Linked DNA regions of Mus musculus: region 2 is linked to region 1. Evidence: chromatin loops called from intact Hi-C (ENCODE). Cell type or tissue: left cerebral cortex. All regions are shown on one strand.

Region 1 (8,000 bases):
AGGTAGATGTGTCTTGCTAAAATCACTCCGGCTGGCTCTGAACTCCCAATCCTCCAGACTCACAGACTCAGCCTCTTTTATTTTTTCAAGACAGGGTTTCTCTGTATAGTCCAGGCTGGCCTCGAACTCAGAAATCTGCCTGCCTCTGCCTCCTGAGTGCTGGGATTAAAGGTGTGCGCCACCACGTCCGGCCAGACTCAGCCTCTTGAGTAGCTGAGTACCCCACACATTCATCATCACCCTCCTTCCAGACCCCCAGATCCCTTAAGGATACCCAAGGTCCTCCTCTACCCGACATGGAATGGCCTGTGTCCATCTGATACTTACTGGGCTGATATGCACACTGAAGTCCTAGTGGTCAGGGGCTACCATGTCTTTCTTTTTCTGTGAGGTCCCCTGCAAACCAGAGCGGAAGCTCAGTCCTTCAAGTTGCCGCCTTTGTCACTCTACCCTTCTGTGGGTTTTGCATGGAACACACTACCACCTGTCTGGCCTCCATCCCAGTCAATTATCTTTCTTACTGTCCAGTGTGGCTGATCTACACACAGTGTGGGTGACTAACTGGTCCCTCCCTCCCTCTGTTATACCTGCGGACATGTGTCCACCACAAGCACCTATACTCAAGAGGACTAAAATCCTCTTTGCTGTCAATGACAGTTGGGATAAAATCAGGGTAAATAAAATCTGATAAAGTTTTAGGTTCCAAAGTGAGGTCATGTCCAGGTGCTTCCTAAAGAGTGGGAAAAGCAGGTTGCAAGTTCCAAGATCATTCCTTTTAAAAATGGGAACAGATTCTACTTTTTTCTTTTTTTGGTTTTTTTAGACAGGGTTTTTCTGTGTAGCCCTGGCTGTCCTGGCACTCACTTTGTAGACCAGGCTGGCCTCGAACTCAGAAATCTGCCTGCCTCTGCCTCTCAAATGCTGGGATTAAAATCGTGTGCCACCACTGCTCAGCGAGTTCTACTCTTGAATTTCTGCATACGGTTGCTGTGTGTGTGGCTTCTCACTCATGCTCTGAAACATGGCCCTTAGGAAAGTGGTGAAGGAGCTTTTAAAATTATTTATTGTCTTAAGGATTTGTTTATTGTATTTATATGAGTACACTGTAGCTGTCTTTCAGACACACACTAGACAAGTACATTGGATCCCATTACAGATGGCTGTGAGCCACCATGTGGTGGCTGGGATTTGAACTCAGGACCTTTGGGCGAGCAGTCAGTGCTCTAAAGTGCTGAGCCAGCTCTCCAGCCATCCAAAATAATTTATTTTTATTTATGTGTATGTGTACATGTGTTTCTGTGTGTATGGACCCACAGATGACAGAGAGTGATGTAGGATCCCTTGGAGCTGGTGTGACAGGTGGTTTGTTACCTGACATTGGTGGTGGAAACCAAATTCCGGTCCTCTGGAAGAATAATAATGCTTTTAACCCCAGAGACACTTCTCCCACCCCTAAAAGTGAAGCTTTAAAGGGCATTGTAAAGACACAGAATGGGGGGCTGGAGAAATGGCTCAGCAGTTAAGAGCACTGACTGTTCTTCCAGAGGTCCTGGTTCAATTCCCAGCAACCACATGGTGGCTCACAACCATCTGTAATGGGATCAGATGCCCTCTTCTGTTGTGTCTGAAGACAGCTACAGTGTACTTGTCTTATATATAAGACAAATAAATAATATCTTTAAAAAAAGACACAGAACGAATGGTAAATAGCGTTAAATGTATAATATTCTTTCCTTAGAAGCCATCTGGATCTCAGCCCTAGGAGGAGGAGGTCCTGTGTGGTCTCACACAGGAAGCAAAGGATTCCTGGGACCTATGGTATGGTGATCTAATGACCCAACCATTGTGGGTGTTGACAACCCTGGGCAGGTGATCCACAGTTGTATAGAAATTACGATGATCAAACCATGGAGAGGAGTAACAGCCCAGCTTCAGTTCCTGCCTTAACATCCCTTGGTGACAGGCCATGATGTGGAAATAAAAACCAAATAAGCCTTTCCCAGGTTGTTTTGGTCGGGGTTTTAACACAGCAATGGAAAGCAAAACAGGATACTCTCTTTGGTTAATCCCTGCAATTTTTTTTTTTTGTTTTGTTTTGTTTTTTGTTTTTTCGAGACAGGGTTTCTCTGTATAGCCCTGGCTGTCCTGGAGATCACTTTGTAGACCAGGCTGACCTCGAACTCAGAAATCTGCCTGCCTCTGCCTCCCGAGTGCTGGGATTAAAGGCGTGCGCCACCACGCCCGGCTAATCCCTGCAATGCTTAATAACTTTGTTCTTTGAGGCAAGGTCCCTATGTATTCCATATTGGCTAGGACCTCAAAAGGTAGATAAGAATGAATTTGACCTTCTGATCTTTGTGCTTCGACTACCCAAGTGCTGAGATAACAGGCATATGTCACCATATTAAACCTGGTAAGGTTTAATGTGTGTTGGGGATCCCACCTAGGGTTTTGTGTATGCTAGGTAAGCACTCTTATCAGCTGAGCCATATCTTCAGCTCCCAAACCCAGTTTTTCAAATTTTAATATTGTTGTTGCTATTGTATGTGGACAAATGTGTGTGCATACCACACATGTGTTGGTAGTTGGTTTTCTCCTTCCACGTGGGTTCTGTGGTGAACCGAACTGTAGCTACAAAGAGAGTGATGCCTTGGGGTGTCTGTGGAGCCTTGAGGACACAGGAGGGTGTCCTACCAAACACATGCTGCGGCTTCCTCAGGCCCCTTCCAGCCAACAGTCCTGGGGTACAAGGCTCCTCCTGAGGAGTGTGGGGTCATCAGAACCGCTTTAATCTGTGTACGGATGAGAAGCACCGATCACACACTCAGGCGGCCACTGCATAAAACTGTTGCCTAGACAAGCCAGGCAAATTGAGGGCCTCTTTCGCTCTGTCTTTTACTTCGATCAGTGAAGCCACGGGGCCCGGGGTACGCTGCTGCAGATGATCTGGTTAGGCAGAGCTTCAACTAGAGACAACACTGTCCAGTCCTCCTAAGGAAAGGTCTCTTTCTTTCTTTTTCTTTCTTTTTTTTTTTTTTTTTTTTTTTTTTTTTTTTGGCCTGGAGTCCTAACGGACCAGATGTCAGACCGCAGTCACTTCACGGTCAGTCAGGAGACTGCATCCATGGTTAGATCCCAGGGCAAACATCTCAAGCGCTCAGTCCTTCGGTCTTTAAAGATGAACGCCTACCTCCTCGCGCCTACCCCAGCTCCAGAACCTTGATTGCGAGGCGCCGCTCAGAACGAAGGGCTAGAGCCGGGAGGCCCAGAATCGCGAAGGTCCTCTGATGGTACAGCCCGTACTCCCCGCCTGAGCTGCAGATGGTTCCACCCAGTTCCACAAACCTTTATCCGAAGGGAGGGAGCAGACGAGTGCGCAGAGGAGGCGTGGTCTATAGCTCTCTGGGCCACGCCCCACGGCGTGGTCATGAAACATAAGCTCTGCCTCTGGGGCGGGGCAGGCTGCTACTGGCGCCCGGGCTGGGCCGCTGGGTGGGGCCTGGCTGAGTGCGCGCAGCGGGGCGGGACCGGCCTCTGCCCCGCCCCGCTTGGGCCCTCCCCCGCCCCCTGCCTCGCCCCCGCCCCACCCGCCCCGCCCCCCGCCCGCCGTCGCGCTGGGCGGGGGCGGGGCCCGGGGTCGGCAGGCCCCGCCCCCGCGGTGAATATTGATGCGGCGCGCATCGGCGTCGCCCTCCTCCCATTGAGCGAGGCTGTGTCGCGTGGCCCGGCGTCGGCGTGACGGTTGGACGCGGGCGCGGCACTGCGGGTCCCGATTGCTGCAGCCGCTTGTCAGTGTGATGAAGATTGGCACCCAGGTAAGCTGTCACTCAACCGCTCCGCCGCCGCCGCCGCCGCCGCTCTCGCTGCCGCCGTCCCTATCAATCACACCGGCCGAGGCCGCCGCTGCCGCCGCCTCCGCCGCTGCCTCTTCCGCCGCGGGCCAGGCGGGCGGTCGGGCGGGCGGTGCCCCGGGCCGCACTTGACCCGCGCCCGGGGCGGGGGCGGGGGCGGGGGGAGGGGTGCGCCGATGGGGGGAGGGGGCGCTGAGGCCGCGGCGCGGGGGCGCGCCCGGCTTGTTTTCCTGTGTGGGTTCAGGGGCGCGGAAATTTCTCGAAGGCGGCAGGGCCTCCGCGCTGGGCCCGCTCGAAGCGCGCGCCTAACCGTCGCTCACGGAGTGCAGCTCGCGGCTGCGGGGGCGCGCGGGCCGGCGGGGGCGCGCGGCGGCGGGCTGAGGGCCGAGGGCCGAGGCCCGGGGGCGGCGCGGCAGGAAGATGGCGGCGGGGTCGGCAGCCCAGAGGGGCGGCCGGAGCCGGTGTGGGGCTTCCCGGGGGAGTCCGCGGATGGTGACAGCGTGTCGCGCGTGTCCACGGCCCGTCGGGGAGAGCTTCTCGAGGAGCGCTTGGTCCGCTGTGCCTGCTCCGTGTGTATCTGAGAAGGGAAGCGGTGCGGCTAGGAGCACCGAGCCCGGCGACGTCGCGGCTCCAGGCTCCGGAGGCCGTAGCCTGCGCGGTCGGTCCCACCGCGCCAGCCGGGAGCGCGCGGGCCACGGGGGCCAAGATTGAGCACACATCAGGGATTCTGGATAGTTGAGACGTGGGTGTCGGCTCGACAGGGAAGCCTCTTCCAGAAGTGACTTGTTTTTGTTTTATTTTATTTTTTTTAAAGATGTGGGTGATTTCCACTAAAGGATGGAAGAACACGCCTCTAAGCAGGCCTCCTGTCATAGCACTAGAAAAATGAGCTTTCCCTAAACACTCCAGGGAAGGATTTGACTGAGGCGGGAACGCGTTGCTAGCACGCTTTTTGTTGCTCATTCGGTGTCCAGGTGAGGCAGGCAAGAGTCCCTAAACCCTCCCAGCCTGTGCGGGCCATCCCGTTGGCAATAGCGCGCTGAGTCTTAGATCCACCATTGTGTGAGGTACCGTTGAAGCTTAAGGTTCTTCCTGGAGAACTTTGGCCACCAGGGCACCAGGAGTTGATGCTCCTTAAGAGAGACCCCTGTGCTTTAGGATAGAACAAGGATGGCTGGGAAGATAGCTCGGTTCCCCCCCCCCCCCCCGCCCCCAACCAGCTCTGTGATTCAGGGGGCGGCAGTTTACATTTGGTAACGTTTCTGTGGCCTTGTATCCTAACTTTAGGAGGTCCTGATTGTGAATTGTGGAAACAAAGTCACTGTAGGAGTAGTAACATTCAGTTACAAGCTTCACTTTGGCCCTGCACAGTTAAAACCAGAACTGTTGAGAGGAAAAGAGATTTGCCAAAGTTCGAAGTGTGGATCCAGGAGCTGAAACTTTCCCAGGGTCAAAAAGAGTACCAGTCATGTTGGAATAGCTCTCAAAAATATCTGATCTAGCGAGGTGGTGGTGGCACGCTCCTAATTCCAGCACTCAGGAGGCAGAGGCAGGTGGACCTCTTTAGTCTGGGCTATAGAGTTCAATCAAGATAGTCATGGCTACATAGAGAACCCTGTCTTAAAAAAAGTATTGGGCCAAAGTGTCTCATCGGAGCCCCGGATTAGCTCCCTGTGCAGCCGGGCTGAGCAGAGCTTTCCAAGTCCTTTGGGAGTGTGGTGAGGTTTCTGTGACAACTTAAATGCTTTGTGGACATGCCTCACACTGGTTTTGCTCATCTGATCTGATTGCCTTCCTCGCTGAAGATGCTTCCTTTTTGTTTTTGTCAGTTTCTGTCCTTTTTAGAAACCCATGTACATTCAGCTGTCTTTGGTAGGAATATGGATGAATGGATGTTCAGGGCCCTCTTCATGACCTGGCAAATTTTTTGTTGGCAGAGGTGACAAGGAATTCAAGAAGTACAACAGTCAGGAGAGCTTGATGTCCTGATGTGGTGTGGTCTAACAGTGGTTGAGGGTAAGAGAAGTTAGCCACAGCCTTTGGTGGGTTAGGCTGTCTTACAGTTAGCTGTGCTGAAACACAGGGAGTTCTTGTCTAGAGTGAAAGTTTCCATCTTGTCTAGAGTGAAAGTATGTTGTATGTGGTAGGATTGGTAGGATGAACAAAGTGGACTGGACAGTCATTTGGTGCAAAGCAGACAAAGGCCTGGCCACAAAGGCTGCTTCGTGTTACATTACTGAGGGTATGCCAGGTACCTCAACTGCTACAGCCCCTGCTGTTGAGCTATTGTTTAGGAAGTTCCCCCCAGAAGGCAGGCAGTGTGGCCTGTGGTTGGGAATTGTGTCTCTGATGTTCTGTGGTTCTTGGAACAGCATCATGGGAAGCGGATGGCGTAGCTTCTTACTCCAAGGATTTTCAGGGAGGTGGCGGGGGGGGGGAACATTTACAGAATCTTGAAAACCATGAGGTAGGGGATGCAGTTCACTGACGGAACTCTTGCTTTACAAAGCCCTGTCATTCCAAATATCCCTGCTCCAGATGATTTTATCATCTTGGGCCTTTCTCTGGAGTGATAGAGCGTGGCCATCCTGATGGGTAAAGTCACAAGGCCCTTCTTCCCGTCTGAGGGTAAACTGGTTAGCATGGGTTGTCAGTGCTCTGTGTATATAACATAATTTCTGTTCAGGGCAATCCTGTCACCTGAAGGCCCACCTTCTGATAGAGGTAAGCCTTCTCTGGTGACTCTGTGTGTGTGCTCACTGGGATAAGACGACAGGTGTCCAGTGGGCTCCCTTTGTAGTCACCATGTTGTCTCTACCTCATGTTCTCTCAGTCCTCACTTTTGCCGCCTTCCCTTTTGTTAGCCATGGACATGAGACTTCTGTGCTCGTTCTTCCTACACATCACCATCCGCACGGACAGCTGGGAGCTGTCTTTTTAAACATCAAACGCCCCTTCATTTTCTTGCCAGCAACCACAGTTTACTTCCTGTATGTCTGAAGGGGTCAATTTTAGGTATCCCATATAAGTGGAATAATTACTTTTGTGTGATTGACTCATTTCATTTAGCTAAGTTGCATTCATATTTTACCTTGGGTCTGCATTTCCATATTTTTAAGCCTAATAAAGTTCCATCCTGTGTATGCCCTCCATTTTGTTCATCTACCATTGCTGGAATTTTGGTTCTGCCTGCCTTTTGGCTATCATGGGTAATGTGGTCATGAACATGAATGAGTGTGCGAGTATTTGGGCTCTGCTTTCCGGGCGTTTGACACAGTCTCAGGAGTAGATGTCCACACCATGTTGGTTAAAGAACCATTGTCCTGTTTTTCCACAATAGCACTGCTCTACTCAGGGTTTCCAGATTCTCCACATCCTGGGATTTGAGTGTTTGGTTGTTTTGTGGCAAGAGACCAGAGCTTTGTAAACAGACAAGCACTCTATCCCTGAGCTCCACTTACAGCATCAGTTTTCTGTGTGGTTGGTTTTTAAATTGTCCTTGTATGTGAGATAACAATTTACTGTATAAATTGCATTTTCTAGTGCTTAGTGATGGTGAACATCTTTTCATGGATTTGACATTTGTGTGTTTTCTTTGGAGAAATATCTTTTAAATTCTTTGCCCACTTCTGAATCTAGTTTATGTGCATATACTTTATGTATAAGTTGTTAAAAGTACTTCTGTATCTGGCAATATCATATAATTTTATGCATGTTAACATAAATGTTTCTTACTTTAAAATTTTAAAGTTGGGCCAGAGAGATGGCTCAGCAGGTAAAGAAAGTTGTTTGTCACCAAGCCTGACAACCTGAGTTCAGCCCCAGACCCCACATGGTGTAAGAAGAGAAGTGACTCCTTGCAGCTTCCCTTAACCCCACACTAGCTGTGGTGTTGTACACACATACAATAAAGAGATTAATTTAAAAAAATGTTAAGTGTCACAGTTTTTTTTTTTAATATCTTATGGTTATGCCTGATATATCGGGGCCTTTGAGCACTAACTTTTGACTTTGTGTTTTCCATCTGAAAACTGGCTTTCTTCTCATCCACTCAACATGTACTCCTGGGTTGACAGGGAATCTGGTATGGAAAGGCAGCACCTGCTGGAAGAAGGGCCTGCTGGGGCCTCTTCCTGCACTGCACTGTGG
Region 2 (8,000 bases), 69 kb after region 1:
ACAGTGTACTTACATATAATAATAATAATAATAATAATAGACACAAAAGTCGCAAAAGGCATTTTAAAAAAAGAAAGAAAGACGTGCTATAAAATTACTTAAGGAGATAGTGGCATTCTGTCTACATATGCAAATGCAGAACCAGCATAGAGGGCCCCTGAGTTTATAAATGCTCGGCCCAGGGAGTGGCACTCTTAGGAGGTGTGGCCCGGTTGGGCATGGGCTTTAAGACCCTCATCCCAGCTGCCTGTAAGTCAGTCTTTTCCTAGCAGCCTTCAGAAGATGTAGAACTCTTAAGTCCTCCTGTACCAAGCCTGCCTGGATGCTACCAAGTCCCTGCCTTGATGATAATGATCTAAACCTCTGAACCTGTAAGCCAACCCCAGTTAAATGTTGTCCTTATAAGAGTTGCCTTGGATGCCGGGCAGTGGTGGCGCACACCTTTAATCCTAGCACTTGGGAGGCAGAGGCAGGTGGATTTCTGAATTCGAGGCCAGCCTGGTCTACAGAGAGAGCTATACAGAGAAACCCTGTCTTGAAATACAAAAACAAAACAAACAAACAAACAAACATAAAGTTGCCTTGGTCATGGTGTCTGTTCACAGTAGTAAAACCCTAACCAAGGCATGATGTAACTTCTCCCTAATTTACAGGGGAACTCTCGGCAGGCAAAATGGTACACTGTAATTCCAGCCCTTAGGACACAGAGACTGGAGAATCTGGTTTCCAGGTCATTCTTGCTACATAGTAAGTTTGAAGCTAGCCCGGGGATACATTGAGTCCCTGCCTGGAACATCCCTACCCAGATCTTGCTCCCTCTCAGCCTCACGGTCTCTCTCTGGGAATTCACCTGCTACAGATAACACATCTTAGTAAATTCTGTCTTCTTCTCTTTTGATCCCTGGTAAATTCTTTGATTGCTCATGCTGCCAGTCTTCAGGATGCTATTTCCCACAACAGCAAGCCACTGTCTCAAACTACAAACAGCCAGGCATGGTACCATATGCCTGTAATCCTAGTACTTGGGGAGGCTGAGGCAGGAGGATTGCTCTAAGTTCATGACCCAGGCCAATCTAGGGTCTAAAACAAGATCTCACCTCAATAACAAACAAACCCTGACTTGGAGACAATAGACCCAGCCTATCTTGCTTGGAAAATTTAACCCTCTGATCCCTCAGACTCCAGAATACCCCAATTGCTTTCCATTCAGGTCTCTGAATAACTGAAGTGCCTCCCTCGCAGGGGTAGGTCCTCGGGTATCATGCTCCCAGAGTCCCCAGAAGCCTGGCATTATTGGGCCAGCAAGGCAGAAGTGATGCCAAGAAACAAAAGGCCCAGGGCTACAAGCCTGTGACAGGTCAAGCTTGTGGCTGCAGGGCTGCTCTGCAGCATTTCAATGATAGCACAGTGTCACCAGTACGGTTTCCAGAGCAGTCTCTCCATGGCTCTCTATCCGCAGGCTCCAGAGTGGCTGCACACCCACACACTCCCATCCTGGGTTGAACTCATCAACCCTGCTTAGGGATCTGCGCCCCACAGCAAGACTTCAAGGTTTTGCCAGGATGCTGGTCCCTGGCTTCCTGCCTTCCCTGCCCTAGGCTTCTCACACTGGAGCCAAACTGATGAAATAGAAGCCTCGGTCACCTTTGGCCCCCGGTCAGGGGAGGAGTTAAGAACCTGAAGTGCCAGGGTGGAAGGAGAAGCTGTCTGAGCCCCCCCCCCCCCACCACCACCACCACCACCAACAGGCAGCAACAAGTTGGACTCAACCAGGTCTTCCAGAGAGGCAGAGTCACATCCTGGGGAAGAGCTGGACGAATTCCCTTCCCTGCTGTCCTTGGTTGGACTCAGGAAAGTGAGGATAGGCTGAGCCAAGGCCAAGATCGCTTGACCTGAACCCCAGGGAGGCCAGGCAGGGACAGCTTTAGGATACAGGGTCAGGTGTGCTCACTCTGAAAGTTATCAGGTGTTTGTTCAGGTGATGGTTCTAATCAACTGCCCGTACTTTGCCAGCACAGAAGGGCAGCTCTACGGGACCTCAGAAACCCCATTTCCTCGACAGAGCTGCCTGAAGCCTACCTGTTCCTCACTCTACAGCCACCAACCACATCAAGAGCCTCTGGAAGTGGCTGGTTTGTCTTGCCCTCATCAACCCGTCCCATCTTTCCTTGTGTCCATATCTGCCCCCATACCAGTGCCCTGAGCCAGCGCCTCCCCATGGAGTGCAGGAGCCTTCCCTAGGGGTCCCTCTCTGTGCTTCCAATGACTTCTACCAAAGCAGGGCTGATCAGCTGAGGACAAACCTGCCCTTAAGGCTGATGTGTGTAGCATGCACACATCTTTGAACAAGCAGTTCCCAGGCTCTTGGGAGCCCTTGGGGGGTGTGGTGGGGGTGGGGTGGAGCCACAGGGCTCTTACCCCCTGCTGTGTCGTCCTGGCAAGAATTCATCTGAGTGCTCCCACCTGTCTCCAGACTTCTCTGAACCAATAACAGTAAATGCTAGTGGCCACGCACAGGGAACCGGACTTCAAGGATGTAAAACACAAATGCTTTCACCTACTTGTTTGATCTTGAAGACATTAGACTAAGGCAATGAAGACAATCCTAAAAGCTTTTTACAACAGGGTGGGAACGTGCAGGGCTCCAACCTGGGTGCTTTAGAACAGGGTGGGACACTGTGCATGTTCCTAAGCCAACTACCGACTGAATGTACATGGAATGGCTTCTATAGCGTGGTGGTGCATGCCTTAAATCTCAGCACTTGGGAGGCAGAGGCAGATGGATTTCTGAGTTCAAGACCAGCCTGGTCTACACAGTGAGTTCCAGGACAGCCAGGGCTACGCAGAGAAACCCTGTCTCAACACACCCCCCCCCCAAAAAAAGGGGGGATGGTTCCTATTATCTATCAGTGCTAAGGACAGTCTTTGCCCAACCATAAAAGAAGCCCACCAGAGCCAAACACCAGTATATGTAAGCTGCAGTACCAAAGAATCACCTTTCTTAGCTTTGCCTTCACAGTTGCTACCCCTGCCCCGCCCCCACAGTAATTATAGGTATGGCCTCCACACCCCTCCCCCACCCAAGGAAATAAACCCACCATCTTGGGATCATAGACAGAGACTTACAGCACTGTGTGATAATGTGGGGAGTCCGCCATGGCCCTGCCCAGCTGCCAGGTACATCTGCTTGGGGTATCAGGCCGGATCCAGACTCGATCCTTGTCCCCTGAGGGGCCCTTCTCCAGTTGTCTCTTTTCTGAGTGCATGTCCAAGTGCTGGAAGCCCCCAGCAGAGCCATCTTCACACTGGGATGTCCCTGAAGGCATGCTGGGATTTTCAGAGGGAGCGAAGACCTGTCGTGTTAAGTCGTTGGCTCTTGAGTCCCCTCTGGGAGTGTTGGCTCCACTCAAACAAACTCAGCAAGGATGGGAGAAAAGGAGCAGGTTCCAGCTGCTGTGGGAAATGGTTTGGGTTCCTTTCAGAAGGTTAAACATAAACTACCATCTGACGCAGCAATTGAATCCCAAGGCAGAGATCCAAAACACACAAAAATGGATGTTTACAATGCCCATTCTCATGGCTGTCTCAGCCAAAAGGTGACTATTATCCTAAGTCACTGATGAATGGAGGTACAAAAATGTGTCCCGTCCATGCGACAGAATACTATCCAGCCACAAAGAGAAACAGATGGACTAGCAAGATTTTGCTGAAAGGACCCAGATATAGCTCTCTCTTGTGAGACTATGCCAGGGCCTAGAAAACACAGAAGTGGATGATCACAGTCAGCTATTGGATGGATCACACGGCCCCCAATGGAGGAGCTAGAGAAATTACCCAAGGAGCTAAAGGGAACTGCAACCCTATAGGTGGAACAACAATATGAACTAACCAGTACCCGAGAGCTCTTGTCTTTAGCTGCATATGTATCAAAAGATGGCCTAGTCGGCCATCACTGCAAATAGAGGCCCATTGGACTTGCAAACTTTATATGCCCCAGTACAGGGGAACGCCAGGGCCAAAAAGGGGGAGTGGGTGGGTAAGGGATTGGGGGGGGTGGGTATGGGGGACCTTTGGGATAGCATTGAAAATGTAAACGAGGAAAATACCTAATTAAAAAAAAAAACCATGTATTTTCATAACTCAAAAAAAAAAAAAAAAGAGAGAAACAGATGGGGGCTGTAGAGATGGCTCAGCAATCGAAAGTGCTCGCTTTACAATCATGAGCACTGGAGATCTGTACTCAGACATACACACAGATAAATCAACCTTTTTTTTAAGGGATGGACAGAGTGTTCAATGAAAGGAGCCAATCATACCTGAGATGTCATTTATACAAAGTGCACAGAATAATCAACTGTCCTATGTTTTCACATCCGTGAGGGACCCAGAACAGGTAAGCCAATAGGAATACAGTGAGAGGACACTGAAGAAAGGCAGGAGAGATGGTTGTGTTTTATCAAAAAAGAAGCCAGAGATATGTTTGGTAGAGGCACGGTATGATGTGGGGGAAGAGGGTGCCTCTGCGAGCCCATGCTGAGGCATCCCTTCCCCCTGAGGGACCAGCCACATGATGGTATAGTATAGAATAGAGTTTATTTAGGGTATAGGGAGGGGACTTGAGGGGGTAGTAAAGACAAAGAAGGGAGGGGAGAAAGTAGAGGAGTAGAGGCCAGCCATGAGCACATGGGGGGGGGGAAGGGGAAGGAGGGGGTAGAGAGGGAAGAGAAGAGCAAGAGAAAGGAGGGGCCCCAGCAGCTCCTTTTATAGTGAGTCAGGCACACCTGGCTGTTGTCAGGTAAGGTGGGGTGGAGCCTAGATAAAATGCCAACAGAGACAGTAATTGTTGAATGCACAGGGACTTTGGAGATGATGAAAAAACATGAGTCTGGGGGCTGGTGAGATGGCTCAGCAGGTAAGAACACCAACTGCTCTTCCGAAGGTCCTGAGTTGAAATCCCAGCAACCACATGGTGGCTCACAACTATCCTTAACGAGATCTGACTCCTCTTCTGGAGTGTCTGAAGACAGCTACAGTGTACTTACATATAATAAATAAATAAATAAATAAATAAATAAATAAATAAATAAATCTTTAAAAAATATGAGTCTGGTCCTATTTTTCATTCTGTAGTTGTGATTAAAACAACAATAACAACAACAACAAACATACTGACCAAAAGCAACTGCGGGGAGAAAGGATTTATTTCAATTACAGTTCCAGGAAGTGAGGGAAGGAACTGTAGCTCAGGAAGGCAGCTGGTCACATTGTTTCCACAGTTAACACCAAGAGAAAGAAAGGAACCCATGCTGCCTCCTCTGTCTAGCCTTCCCCGAGCTTACACTGTTCAGGACTCCCTGCCTAGAGAAGAGTGCAGCCCACAGGACTGGCTACTTCCGCATCAATTAATGAGCAAGTCAATTTTCTACAGACATGGCCCCCGGGCCAATGAGATCTAGGCAGTCTGTCTGTTGAGACCCCTTCTCGGATGATTCTAACCTGTGTCGAAGTGACATTTAACACAAGCCAAAGCCTTGTATAGACAACAGAAGTTGCACAATTCTGTGGACAAAGTGGAAAGGCACCCCCTCCATGTTGGCCATTTTTGCACATCAGACTAAATTGCAGATTAAAGTTATTTAGCGGTTGGATGTGTAGCTTGGTGGGAGGAGATATGGCAGTTGTCAAGTGCCAGGCCCAGTGCCAAGAAAAAAATGTGTGTGCACACAACATGTACACATTTTCTTGTTATTCCATGAAGAATGAGGCATCACAGCTTGAAAAAAATTTTATTTTAAAGCTGGGTGTCATTGTGCATACCTTTAATCCCAGCCTAGGAGGCAGAGGCAGGTGACTCTTTATGAGTTCAAGGCCAGCTTAGTCTACCTAGTAAGTTCCAGGACAGCCAGGGCTATGTAGAGATCCTGTCTCAAACAACCAACCAACCAATAAATAAATACATCTTTTAGATTTACTAATATGTATGGGGATGTTTTGCTTGCATGTATGTATGTGCACCGCGTGTGTGTGCCTGCTGCTCTTGGAGGCTAGAAGAGAGAGTCAGATCCCCTGGAAATGTAGGTACAGATGATTGTGAGCCACTAGTGGCTTCTGCAAGAACTCCAAGGGCTCTTAACCACTGAGCCATCTCTCCATATCCCCAAACTTCTGTTTGCCTAACATGAACAACTAGGTGTTCTAAGTATTCTAGATGTGATCTAGCACTCTAAAATGACGTCAGGAGCCTACCTGGCACTGGCCCATCTTATTCATTCCCTTGGTGGGGGAGGAGCAACTAACATCAAAACGCATGCGCCCAGGCGGTGGCCTAGACAGGTGCTTCTCTCCTTAGGTTCAAGAGCCCTCTCTAAACCGGGAGAGGTGGCGCACGCCTTAATCTCAGCACTCGCACTCCGGAGGCAGAGGCAGGTGGATTTCTGAGTTCGAGGCGAGGCCAGCCTGGTCTACAAAGTGAGTGCCAGGGCTATTCAGAGAAACCCTGTCTCGAAAAACAAGCAAGCAAGCAAACAAGCAAACAAACAAACAAAAGAGCCCTCTAAAAAGTCCTCTTGCTAGGCGACCCGGGCTGTAGAACTCTCCAAAACCCATGGCAGGCGCAGTTCTCCCAGTGCCATCACTTAAGCGTCCTCGTGGAACGGGAAGCCATAGAACAACCCGAACCCAAACTTGGCGAATGTGGCCCAGGGTATCCTGCTTCCCTCCCTACTCACACGGAGAGGCCGCTCTTCCAGTGGGGTTTTCCTAGGACTATGACGCTCCCGCACAGACCGCCTGGCCACTCGATCAGTGTGTGGCAGTGACGTGGGAAACTCTCCGCAGGTGTACAGCCCTAGGTCTCGCGCCCTCCCCCGCCCCAACTGGGTCCCGCACAAGGAGGAGAACCCGCTCTCCCACGACTCCGCCACCCCGCACGACACTACTTCAATATTTACCCTCACCCCGGCACCAGTGCCCCAAAGAACAATTTGCGAAACAGCGGTCTCCATCCAAAACTGGGGAAATCGATGACCCAGTTTTGTCTCTAGCGCGTCACCCTAGAACCCGGCTCCACGTTCAGAGACTAGCAGTCGTGGGACCTGAGGCCACGTGGGTGCTCAGCATAGGGCTGCGGGGAGGTCGATACTAGCGGGAAGAGGGCAATGGACGCAGGTGGCATCGAGGTGGAGGGACAAGTCAGGACGCCCCGGTGGGAGCACGGGGACCTTAGCGAGCTGCGCGTCAGGCACCGGGCTCACGAGCTGCGCGTCCAGGTACAGAGGAAGCCAAGTCCGTGCCCAGGGATGGGGAGTGCCCGCGGGCTACCGAACCGCAGCGAGGATCTCGCTGTGTGCGCGGCGTGGGAGTCAGTGCGGCCGGAGCTCACCTAGACTCGGACGCGGGAAAACGGCTCGGCCTGTGCTAGGATGGAGAGCACGCTCGGACAGGATCCCAGCTCAGATCCCAGGGAAGGGTGGCGGGTCTAGAACCAACCCAGCCACACACAACAGGCTTCGGCGATTGGCCCGGCGCCGGGGGGCGGAGGGCCGACACCCGCCAATCCTGGGCCGCAGAACGGCCTCCCACTCACCCCGCCCCCCCACACCCCTTCCCCTCTCCACCCCCACTCTGGCTCCGCCAAGCTCGGCTGGACGCCGGGCCTCCACAGCGGGGTGTCTGCTTGCTCTGGGAGTTGTGCTCAAAAGCTCGAAAGGAGAAGTTCTGCCGTCTAACACGTGTTTGTCGTGAGGCACACGACACGGAGGGGCCCCAGGTCTGTGCCCAAAGGTCTGTACCTTGCGGCACAGCCTGGCTAAGTGTCAGGGAACCTCGTTTCCCAGGACCCGATCCTCTCGAGGACGTGGAGCTTCCTAGCTTGGCAGGCTCGAGTCACACATCACTATTCTGAACGGCAGGACCTGACGCTCAAAGAGCCCAGAGTTCTTCCAAGCAACTGGCCTGAGAGGCCTGGGTCAGTGGTGTCACTGGAAGGGCGCCCCCAATAT

The links. Peaks named below come from ENCODE experiments on the same cell type or tissue, not always from the same donor. Only the 100,000 strongest peaks of a DNase experiment are listed, where the experiment ranks them.
Region 2: it touches region 1 in a loop (2.2-fold over the local background); 3 of 42 quality-filtered maps call a loop at or near these places.

What each region holds. Positions count from the first base shown.
Region 1 is chr17:31,561,074-31,569,073 of GRCm38, forward strand. Pknox1 (Pbx/knotted 1 homeobox) reads left to right here and starts at 3,700. Exons shown (of 11, transcript NM_016670.3): 1 at 3,700-3,815. In left cerebral cortex, a CTCF peak has its summit at 4,914; DNase peaks (open chromatin) are centred at 2,881, 3,399, 3,718, 4,207 and 3 more places; H3K4me3 peaks cover 3,505 bases; H3K27ac peaks cover 2,464 bases.
Region 2 is chr17:31,629,702-31,637,701 of GRCm38, forward strand. Cbs (cystathionine beta-synthase) reads right to left here and starts at 7,504. Exons shown (of 17, transcript NM_144855.3): 1 at 7,382-7,504; 2 at 3,127-3,453. The coding sequence starts at 3,326. In left cerebral cortex, no CTCF peak of the experiment used is centred here; DNase peaks (open chromatin) are centred at 3,602 and 7,576; H3K4me3 peaks cover 1,528 bases; H3K27ac peaks cover 1,022 bases.